Linked DNA regions of Homo sapiens: region 2 is linked to region 1. A link is a loop called in an ENCODE intact Hi-C map of the cell type or tissue named here. Cell type or tissue: B cell. All regions are shown on one strand.

The links. Hi-C counts contacts between places; a loop is a spot of excess contacts. Peaks named below come from ENCODE experiments on the same cell type or tissue, not always from the same donor. Only the 100,000 strongest peaks of a DNase experiment are listed, where the experiment ranks them.
Region 2: a loop joins it to region 1, with 5 times the contacts of the local background. A loop is called at or near these places in 2 of 110 quality-filtered maps.

Annotation. Positions count from the first base shown.
Region 1 is chr7:115,447,728-115,452,727 of GRCh38, reverse strand. No RefSeq gene overlaps it. Among named protein-coding and RNA genes, the nearest start is that of SNORA25B, 130 kb to the left of the region's middle. In B cell, no CTCF peak of the experiment used is centred here; a DNase peak (open chromatin) is centred at 2,837.
Region 2 is chr7:115,354,005-115,359,004 of GRCh38, reverse strand. No RefSeq gene overlaps it. Among named protein-coding and RNA genes, the nearest start is that of LINC01392, 130 kb to the right of the region's middle. In B cell, CTCF peaks have their summits at 2,447 and 2,649 (motif pointing left); a DNase peak (open chromatin) is centred at 2,644.

The DNA.
Region 1 (5,000 bases):
TTTGAAATTAAAAATTCAGCACGTGGTTAAAAAAACATAAATTCATTGGAAGATGAGTTTGGCGTACTGAGGAAATCAAACATATTGATGAACAAAAGATGAAGAAATAGAAAATAAAGATGTCATGAAAACTCCGAGAATAAATGATGAGAAAGTTCAATACACATCAAACAGGAGTTCCAAAAGGAATGAAGAGGAAGACTAGGGAAGAGACAATAGCTGACAAAATAATGGCTAATAACTTCTCAGAATTTAGTAAAAACAGGAGTCATCTGACTGAAAAAGGCACACTGAATCTATAGAAGAAAAATTAAAATACTGGCGAGTTATGTACTAAAGCAAATATTAAATACAGTGTTTCATAATTACATATTTAGTAATAAATGCAAATAATTACTATTTAAACTTATTACTAATATGTAATTATGAAACACTGTTAGTCCATTCTTACACTGCTATAAACAACTGCCCGAGACTGGGTAATGTATTTTTAAAAAGAGGTTTAATTGACGCACAGTCCCGCATGGCTGGAGAGGGCTCAGGAAACTTACATACATGGCAGAAGGGGAAGCAAACACATCTTACATGGCGGCAGGCAAGACAAAGAAGAATGCATGTGTAGGGGGAACTATCAAACTCTTATAAAACCATCAGATCTCACGAGAACTCACTCACTATCATGAGAATAGCATGCGGGAAACTGCCCCCATGATCTAATCACTTCCTACCAGGTGCCACCCCCGACATGTGGGGATTATGGGGATTACAATTCGAGATGAGATTTTGCCTGGGAACACAGAGCCAAACCATGTCAAACACTTTCCATGTGCCAGGTACTATGCCATTATGCTCTTAAGATACAAAGAAACAAGAACATAAGCAGTAAGGAAGTTAACACTCTGATAGGAGGAGGATCAATAAGCAAACATAGATAAAACCACAGTGGTCTCATAGAGGCTGGTAAAGGATAGTGTAACTAAGGGACTGGAGAGGAGGAGGGTCCATTGCTGTCTCACAAAGTCAGGAAGTTCTTAAAATGAAATGGGGCTTGAGCTCAGTTCTGAAAAAAGCAAATAACATGGGAGATTACTGCTTCAGCAAGTGAGAGAAATAATTCTAGGCAATCTGTACACAGGCACAATGATGTGAGGACCTGCATCATCTTCTGGGACCTGCAGATAGCCTGATGAAGCAGAGAGTGGGAGGCAGTCAGTAGTGTGCAAGAATGTAAGCAAACACAAACCAGAGTACTCCATCTGCATTTCCACTATAAGAAGATGGCACTTTGTCCAAGAGAACAGACCCATTCAAAGTGTGATCTGTGAACTGAAGCCTATCTGCAAATTTTCTTACTGGTCCTCAATGAGATAAATAGAAAACATGAGAGAAAGCATTTAGAAACTTTTATTGAAGTTTAGTATTACCAGGAAATCCAAGTGTATAACTTGGTATTTTACAAATGTATGCATCTGAGAGAGACTAGAAATTAAAAAACAAACAACAGCAACATTAAAAACTAAATGTTTAAGGTGATGAATGTCCCAAATACCCTGATTTGACAATAACATATTATATGAAAATATCAAAATATCACATATACCCTGAAAATATACACATCTATTATGTATTAATAAAAATAAAAACTGTTCTTTCTCCATAAATAGTTTGAAAGGGCTTCTGAAATATTCTAAATCAGGGAGAAACTATTACAATAAGGCAATCATCACAATTTTATATATGAGAAATATGGGCTCAGAGTAGTAATGCAAATTGCTTAAGTTCAAATAGCAAGTAACTGAGGAACAGTCCTCTTTAACTCTGATTATATCAGATATTTACACTTTATTGTGAATTTAAGCCACCCTATGTTCTTCAAGGAAATGTTAAAAATAAATATTTTCCCTTAAAGGAATTGTAAACATAACTACTAGCCATATTGGAAAAAATATAATGAACAATAAAATATTCTTTTCAAGAAAATACACAATACACATTCTATGGCTTACCCCACCTTCTTCAAAACCATACAGATTAGAGAAAATATGTATTTCCAAAAATGTATAATCATTTTGGAAAATAAGGAGGAGACACTATGATGGACTAATGATTGTGAAAATAAGAAGGAGACACCATGATAGACTAATGAATCTTGAAAACATAAAAGCAGATGAAACATAAATAAACAATAAAATCACAGCTCAGAATCGATGAAGGATGCTATTACAGCAAAAATGGAAGATGTGGCAAGGATGCTTCTTGCCCAGAAATGGTGGATACTCATCTCCGAAAGAGAAGACACAGAGGAAAATAACAAGATTAATTGAGTTGACACAGGCAGAGTAGCCAGTCTCTTGTACATCTTGAGATAAGCAGCAGCAATAGCATGTCTTGATTATCTTAACATGGAGGCAATGGAGGGGGACTTTGCTCTGAGAACAAGGACCCAGATAGATGGCAACACTTGGGAGAAGTGGGGAGAATCTGCAAGCCACAAAACTAGCCTCAGCTGTGGACATGCCCCATGGCTACTCCCGCTAAAAACATATCAAATTAAAAGCCATATGTCCTCTGCCCCTCCACTAAGCAGGCAGTGCAGACAGAATCTAGAAAAGCATCTCAACTCCAAAAAGTATGTGTAATAAAAAAATTAATAAAATTAAGGAAAGCCAATGTATTAGTCCATTCTCACACTGCTAATAATGACACATCCAAGACTGGGTAACTTATAAAAGAAAGAGATATTGACTCACGGTTCCGCAGGGCTGGGGAAGACTCAGGAAACTTACAACCATGGGCGAAGTTGAAGCAAACATGTCCTTCTTCACATGGTGGCAGCAAAGAGAGGTGCTGAGCAAAAGGAGGAAAGCCCCTATAAAACCATCAGATCTTGTGAGAACTCACTCAGTATCACAAGAACAGATGAGCAGCTTGAGGGTATCTGCCCCCATGATTAAATTACCTCTCAATGGGTTTCTCCCACAACATGTAGGGATTATGGGAACTACAATTCAAGATGAGATTTGGGTGGAACACAGCCAAACCACATCAGCCAACATCATGAGTGAGTGATGATCCACTCAAAAAATAATACAACAAAGTAAGCAGAGTTAATAAATGTAAGCTGTAGAGGACTTTAAATTGTATTAAAATTCTGAGAGAAATAAAGAATTAGCAGAGGTCACTGAAATACATAGTGTAATTTTTAGTACAAAATACAACTTCAGTTGTTGAAATGAATAACAGAATGGAGTTAGATGAGGGAAAATTAGCTTATTGGTTGAATGAGGCAAGAAGTGTTCTCAGACTACAGCATAAAAATATGCATATATGACATTCAAAAAATTCTCATGCAGGATGGGTTGAGAGTTTTTAAAATCATTTCAGTAGGAGTTTGAGAAAGAAAGAATAGATACAATGAAGAGAAAGAAAGCAGAATTTCCTAAAACTGAAGAAATATACAAGTTTTGAGATTGATGAGGTCTATTAAGGACTCAATAAAAATAAATTTCAAAAGAAAACCCTCACAAAAACAAACGAGTTTAAATAAGATAAAGTAAAAAAATAATAATAATAAAGGAAAAACCTTAGAACTTATTCAGTGTGAGAGAAGAGGAAAAATATCTATATTACCTACAAATATATGAAACTCAAACTGCCATCATCAACAATGCTTAAGAAGAATGGGCAGGATAAGCTGAGGGTGAATATTTTAACTAGTACCATAAACCCAGCCAAATGACTATTCAATGAGATTGAAATTCAGACATTTTCAGAAATACAGAGACTCAGTAAGATTACCACTACAGAGTTCTCAGAGAATACTGCTGCAAATGAAATATAGTTGTAAGGGGTAGAATAGGGATGTGAATAGCATTAATGGATGAAGTAATAAATAAAACTTCAGTTTACATAAGTAATGATTAAAAATTAGATGATATATGGGAATGTGGAAAGAAGTTAACTCATGTACATATGAAAATTTAGTAGGTTGTAACAATGGGCTGTCAAAATAAGTTACATAATAAATGGTATTGTTCACCCACATGGAAATATGTACACATCAAAATTCCTAATAAAGCCTATATGAAATTGACAAACACCTTTTTTAGAACAAAACTATAACTTCTTAGGTAATAATCTAGAAAACTATGTTTTAAATTTGAAATGGGTTAATCTATGCACAAAAGCTTAACAAATAAAAATATGTACACATGTAACTATGTATTTTAATAAAAATGCCATGGAAGTAATAGACTATCCAAAATATTTGAACTAAATGGAACAAATAAAGCAATTAACATTCAAATTATATGAATAACTACTAATAAGAAAAAAGACAATAAAAGTTAAGAGTAAGGATGAGGGCCAGGCGTGGTGGCTCACGCCTCTAATCCCAGCACTTTGGAAGGTCGAGGCGGGTGGATCACGAGGTCAGGAAATCGAGGCCATCCTGGCCAACATGATGAAACCCCGTCTCCACTAAAAATACAAAAATTAGCTGGGCATGGGGCACACACCTGTAATCCCAGCTACTTGGGAGGCTGAGGTAGGAGAATCGCGTGAACCCGGGAGGCGGAGGTTACAGTGAGCGGAGATCGCACCACTGCACTCCAGCCTGGCGACAGGGTGAGACTCTGTCTCAAAATAATAATAATAATAATAATAAATAAGATAAGGATGAGAACAGAGTATTATCTGAAGAGGGAACATGTCCGATTGATAAATATTGTTTAACCACACTTGTAATCAGAAAAATGTAAATTTAAGTACCAATTGATCTTTTTTGAATGTAAGATTTGTGAAAAAAAAAGTGTGCTAATACGAAGTGTCAGTAAAGGGTACAAGAAATTAGAATTTTGAAACAATGTAGTGGAAGTATGAATTGGAAAGCCATTTTAGATGACAATGTACAGATATCGATATTTGATTTCAATTGTTGACATACTCTGTAGAGGAACACACACATGCATGTGTATCCAAGAGAACAAACACGGACATTT
Region 2 (5,000 bases), 94 kb after region 1:
ATACAGTAGATACACACATATATACTACAGTATGCACATAGCCATAGTCCGTTTATGTGTGTTATATATGTATAAGTGAGCATTACAATTCATTACAAAGGTCAAATGATGGATTATTAAGCCCATTAGAAAGAAGAATAGTTAGTTAGCTTAACAAGTGCTAGTTTGCTTATATTTTAGTTCCAAAGATTCAATATGAGTATAAGTAATATTATGCCCTAATCAGGCTTAGCTTTTCATAAACATGTCAATATGAAATATAAGCCTTACATTTTAAAAACAGTTGAAAAAATACAGCAGTGGACTTGGAGCCAGGAGCTCTGTCTTTGAATGTCCAGTCTTCATTTACAAGGTACATGACCTAAGTCTGACGTTGGGTCACCCTTCAAAGCCTCAATTACTTCATCTATAAAGAAGGGAATTGAACTAAATGATTTCTAAGTTTCTTTCCAAATCTAAGTATTAAATTCTTTTTACAAATAAACAATCTTTAAGAAAGTTTAAAATGGGGTGGCGGGAGTTTTTGAAGTATAACATCAAGATAATTAACCCATTTATTTTCTGTATTTTATGTTTTAAACTATACACTTATCTATAGGAAAATTGGGTTAAACAAACTACACATAGAACATCTAATTTTTATATCTATGAATTTCACAATGCTACATAAATTATTGTTCACATTCCTTCTAAATCTTACTTAGGAAAGAAGAGAAAAGCCTTCTTTGTGCATAGCCTGTTAGATACTTGGCAGGTAAAAGATAATGGGAAGCCCCCTGACCCAATCACAACCGTACTCCTGTATTTCCAAAGCTGATTTAATTGAATAACTTTTAGGATTTAGATGTAGTTCTATGATGATCTTTAATGTAAAGTATTTCTTTTGAATGATCTTTATCTTCTATTTAAATGAACTTGACGTGATAGCTCTTGTAGCCTGCCAAGGATCCAGGACTTACACCAGACATCCTGATCTTGTTCACACTTATGATCCAAGGATGACATTAATTAGGAGATTTTGGCTCTCTTCAGAGTGGTATTCTAGGCACCAGGTCAACTGTCTTCCCCCAACCCACTCACCTCTAGCATAATAACAATTTGAATTATGTTTCTCATAAAAGGAGGCTGGCTGGTTCACTAATTGTTCTTTGGTAATTATGCTGCAAATGGAAACCCCCAACATAGAAACATATATTCAGCGTTTGAACTGAGAGTTTGTATAGACTTTTCCACACCCTATTCTAAAGTTTCACTCTCACTTTAATTACTAACTTCTACTTGCCTTATAACATCCTAAATCCAGTCTCTGATCACTATCACCTCCTTATTGTTTTATAACCCAGTTTCTGCCGTTAATGGCATATATTATATCTGAGAGCTGCACAGAGCAGTGAATGTTCTGGTTACCCTTGGATTTATAGAGATTTACTCAAACTGCCGCCTGGTCTCTTGACCTGTCAACAGTCAGGGGCGGATCAACAGAACTCTTCTCTTCACTGTGGGTTAGACAAAAGCCACTGACGAAATTCACTTCCAACCACATAAAGTTCAAAGGCACTGGCCTGAGTGGTCCAAGTGTTTATTCAGGAACATGTGGATCTGATGAGTGTGAGGAGATTGGTGCAGTATGGCTCAGATGCAAGTCATTGAGTATAATTGATTTTTAATGGGCTGGCTACCTGCCACCAGATGTTCATCAATTAGGTACGCTTTAAAAATCAACACAGCTGCTTATTTCATGCTGACTATCCAGTCGCTGAGGTATTGTTACATAGAATAAGTCATATCCGTGCTGGGTGATCTTACTTTTTTTGCTCTTGACCAGTCATGATCTAGGCCTACAATTATTAATAGCATCTCCTTTCTCTCTCTCAAAATGTCCTGGTTTGAATAATAAATCACATGGGCATTTACCTATTTGTCACACTCTTTCATGCACTGTACAAAGTAAATTAGACATAGGTCTTGCCCTCTAGCATCAAATAATTCATGTTAACATCATACAAAAAACAGGTCTTACCTCTGAAAATCATTAAATTTCAGCACTAACAGGAACTTTGAGATTGCATTTAGTCTAATGCTTCTTAAGAACTGGTTTGTGAATTGGTGAATTAATCTTTACCAACTTGCTTCTGCTTCTCCTGAACATATTTGCAAACATCATCTCAATGTCCTCCTTTGATTCTTCCTTGCTGTTTCTCTCAACTCTTCTAGACTCTCTCTGGGGCTACCTTATTTCCTCATGTGACTAGTAAAGCTCATGTCCAGGGAAGATCTTTCTCTCCTTTGAATCAATGTCTCCTCTACAACAATCTGATTAAATGACCTTATTGTTCATTATATTGGAATGTACAATCACTTTTAGGTAAAAGCAAATATCCATCCTAAAATATTTTGTAAGATAATTTAATTTTGTATCTATAAGGAAGAAGACAGTGTTTTTATAAATGGATTTTCTACCATCTTAGTTATGTTATTTTGTTTATGTTATTTTGTATGAGAATATTAAAACTTTTTTTAAAAACTTTTAACCCTCTTCATGCTACACTGTGCTATTTTAGATAAGTGTCGACTGGATAATTTTGACTAGGTCTAGCCCAGTCCCTACTTAGGAGACCACGTTTCCCTTCTGAATCTCCATTGATCTCCAGGAAGTATTTGCCCTCTAGTGGCTGCAGGCTCTAATATTTAGCACATATATATATTTTTTACTCTTTTTAAATTTAATTTTGATATTTATCAAAATAATAGTTATAGAGGATTTAAAAAATCATATTCTCCTAATATCTGTAATGAAATACAGAAGTGCCATTTCCCATGGCAATCACTTTCAATCTTTTAGTTATTCCTTTTGCAGTTACCTTCATATTCCTAAATAATGTATTTAACTTGCTATTTTTAAAATTTTTTCTATTTTAGAATTTTTCTTCTTTTAGAAGGGGAATTTTTTTTTTGCAACAATCCTCTCACAGACATATTGTCTTTGTTCTCACAATTTTTGGTTAATTTGGTTCTCAAAATTTTTGGTTAATTAAATACCACAATTTTTGGTTAATTAAACAATCAGGGTCAATACTAGGTTATGACTTGGTAAATTTTGTTAAAGTTTGGCTGGGTAGTAAATTATGATCATATTTTCTTTTCTAGGCAATCTTTTCTTATCTCAAAAACTAGCGATTATCTTGTTGTCTCTTCAGTTTTAATTTTGTTTGTTTAGTTTTCTGTGTATCTATCATAAATTTGGCAACCCTAACTTTCTCCCAAACCTATAAATCTCTCAATTCATTCTTGGGTAATCTGTAAGTTCCTTTTTATGTTGCTTGAAATAGCCTCACGAAGAGTTGGTCCTCCTATTCCAATCTGTACCCTCAGGAAGAAGGCTTTGCTGTTGTTGCTATGGTTGTGTTTTCTCCTCTCATCCAGTGTCACTGTTGATAAATCTAACGCCATTTTGATACCTGTCCTTTTGAATGTGAACTGCTTATTTCACTCATTTAGCTTTGTTTTCTTCCACACTGGATACTCTTAGCTGTCTCTCTTTAAACCTAGCATTCTGAGATTTCATAATGATGCCCCCTGCTATAGGTCTTATTGCATTCATTGTGTTCAAAGTTATTGGATACTTTTGATTTGAAATTTACATTCTTTGTGTCCAGAATTTGTCTTTAAAATGATTTAACAGATACTATCTTTCCCCCTTTTTTCTCATTCCCTCTTTCTGAAACTTTAATTAGGCAGATGTTAAGAAAATTTGGAGACTGAATCTCTAATTTTTAAAATATTTTTTCTTGTTACATCATCCTTTTAATATTTCATTTTAATATTATCTGTTACTGTTTTACTTATAGGGACATTCCAATTTTTATCTTAAGAAATGCATATTTGTATTTTTAATGTCAAATATTTATTACATCATGATGTCGGAGTTATAGGTAATATTTATTGATTTGTCCTTCACTATATTTTTCTCAAATATTACACAATGTAATTTAAAAGTAGGTATGCAATCCATGTTTGTATATGTGTGTATGGGCCTGTGGGTATGCATGCATGCATGCATAAATTCAGGGTCATATTAAACTATTGATTTCTAATTTTGTACTAGTATCCTATAAGGTAACTGTATAACTCTTTCAGTGTTTTCATATTCAGAGTTGATAAATAACTCTGTCCATTATTTTTGCTTTATAAATACCTGTGCAATAAATATGTACAATATGTTATTAATCATTTCCTTAGATGCATTTCTAGACTGAAATTAATGGATAAACTGTTATGCATGTTTTTACGATTTTGATACAATTCCAAATTGATATACAGAGCAGTTACACAATACTTTTTAGCTTTTTATGATCAACAATTAGTTTATACATATTTCCAGCCTTTTACATTTCTTCTTTCATAAGTTATCTAGCAACATTACTTTTCCATTTTTCTTTTTGTGGCGGGGACTCTTTTTTAAAAGATATTTAATAGTCACATCTATACCCATTCTCTGAAATGCATGTTGCAAATGCACTTTATTCTAACATGAAATATTTTGGTTCTTAGTTTTGATGTTTTGATTCAAGTGTTTCTGATTTTTTTCACATGAAATAAAATATGTTGATGGATTTTGTGTTTTTTATTATATTTATATTTACACTTTTTTTAAACTTGACCTCTAGGACACCATTCTTTAATTCTTCTACACCACACATTACACATCCTCACTCTCTACTGATTTCATTTTAAATTTCATGTAAATTTATGACAGTAAATATTCTATAGGCTGAAGACACCCGTATTTTTATCTTTAGCTCCAACTCTTTTCTGAATTTCAGTCTCATATATCCAGGAGTGCCCTGGTTTAACAACCAACTTTTAGAAAAAAAGAACACATGTATAAATATACATAAGTTTATTATAAATTTTACTGATATAAAATGTGTGTAGCACATAAGTTACAAACAATAATGAAATAGACAATAATGAAATAGACAATATTATAATTTCTAATT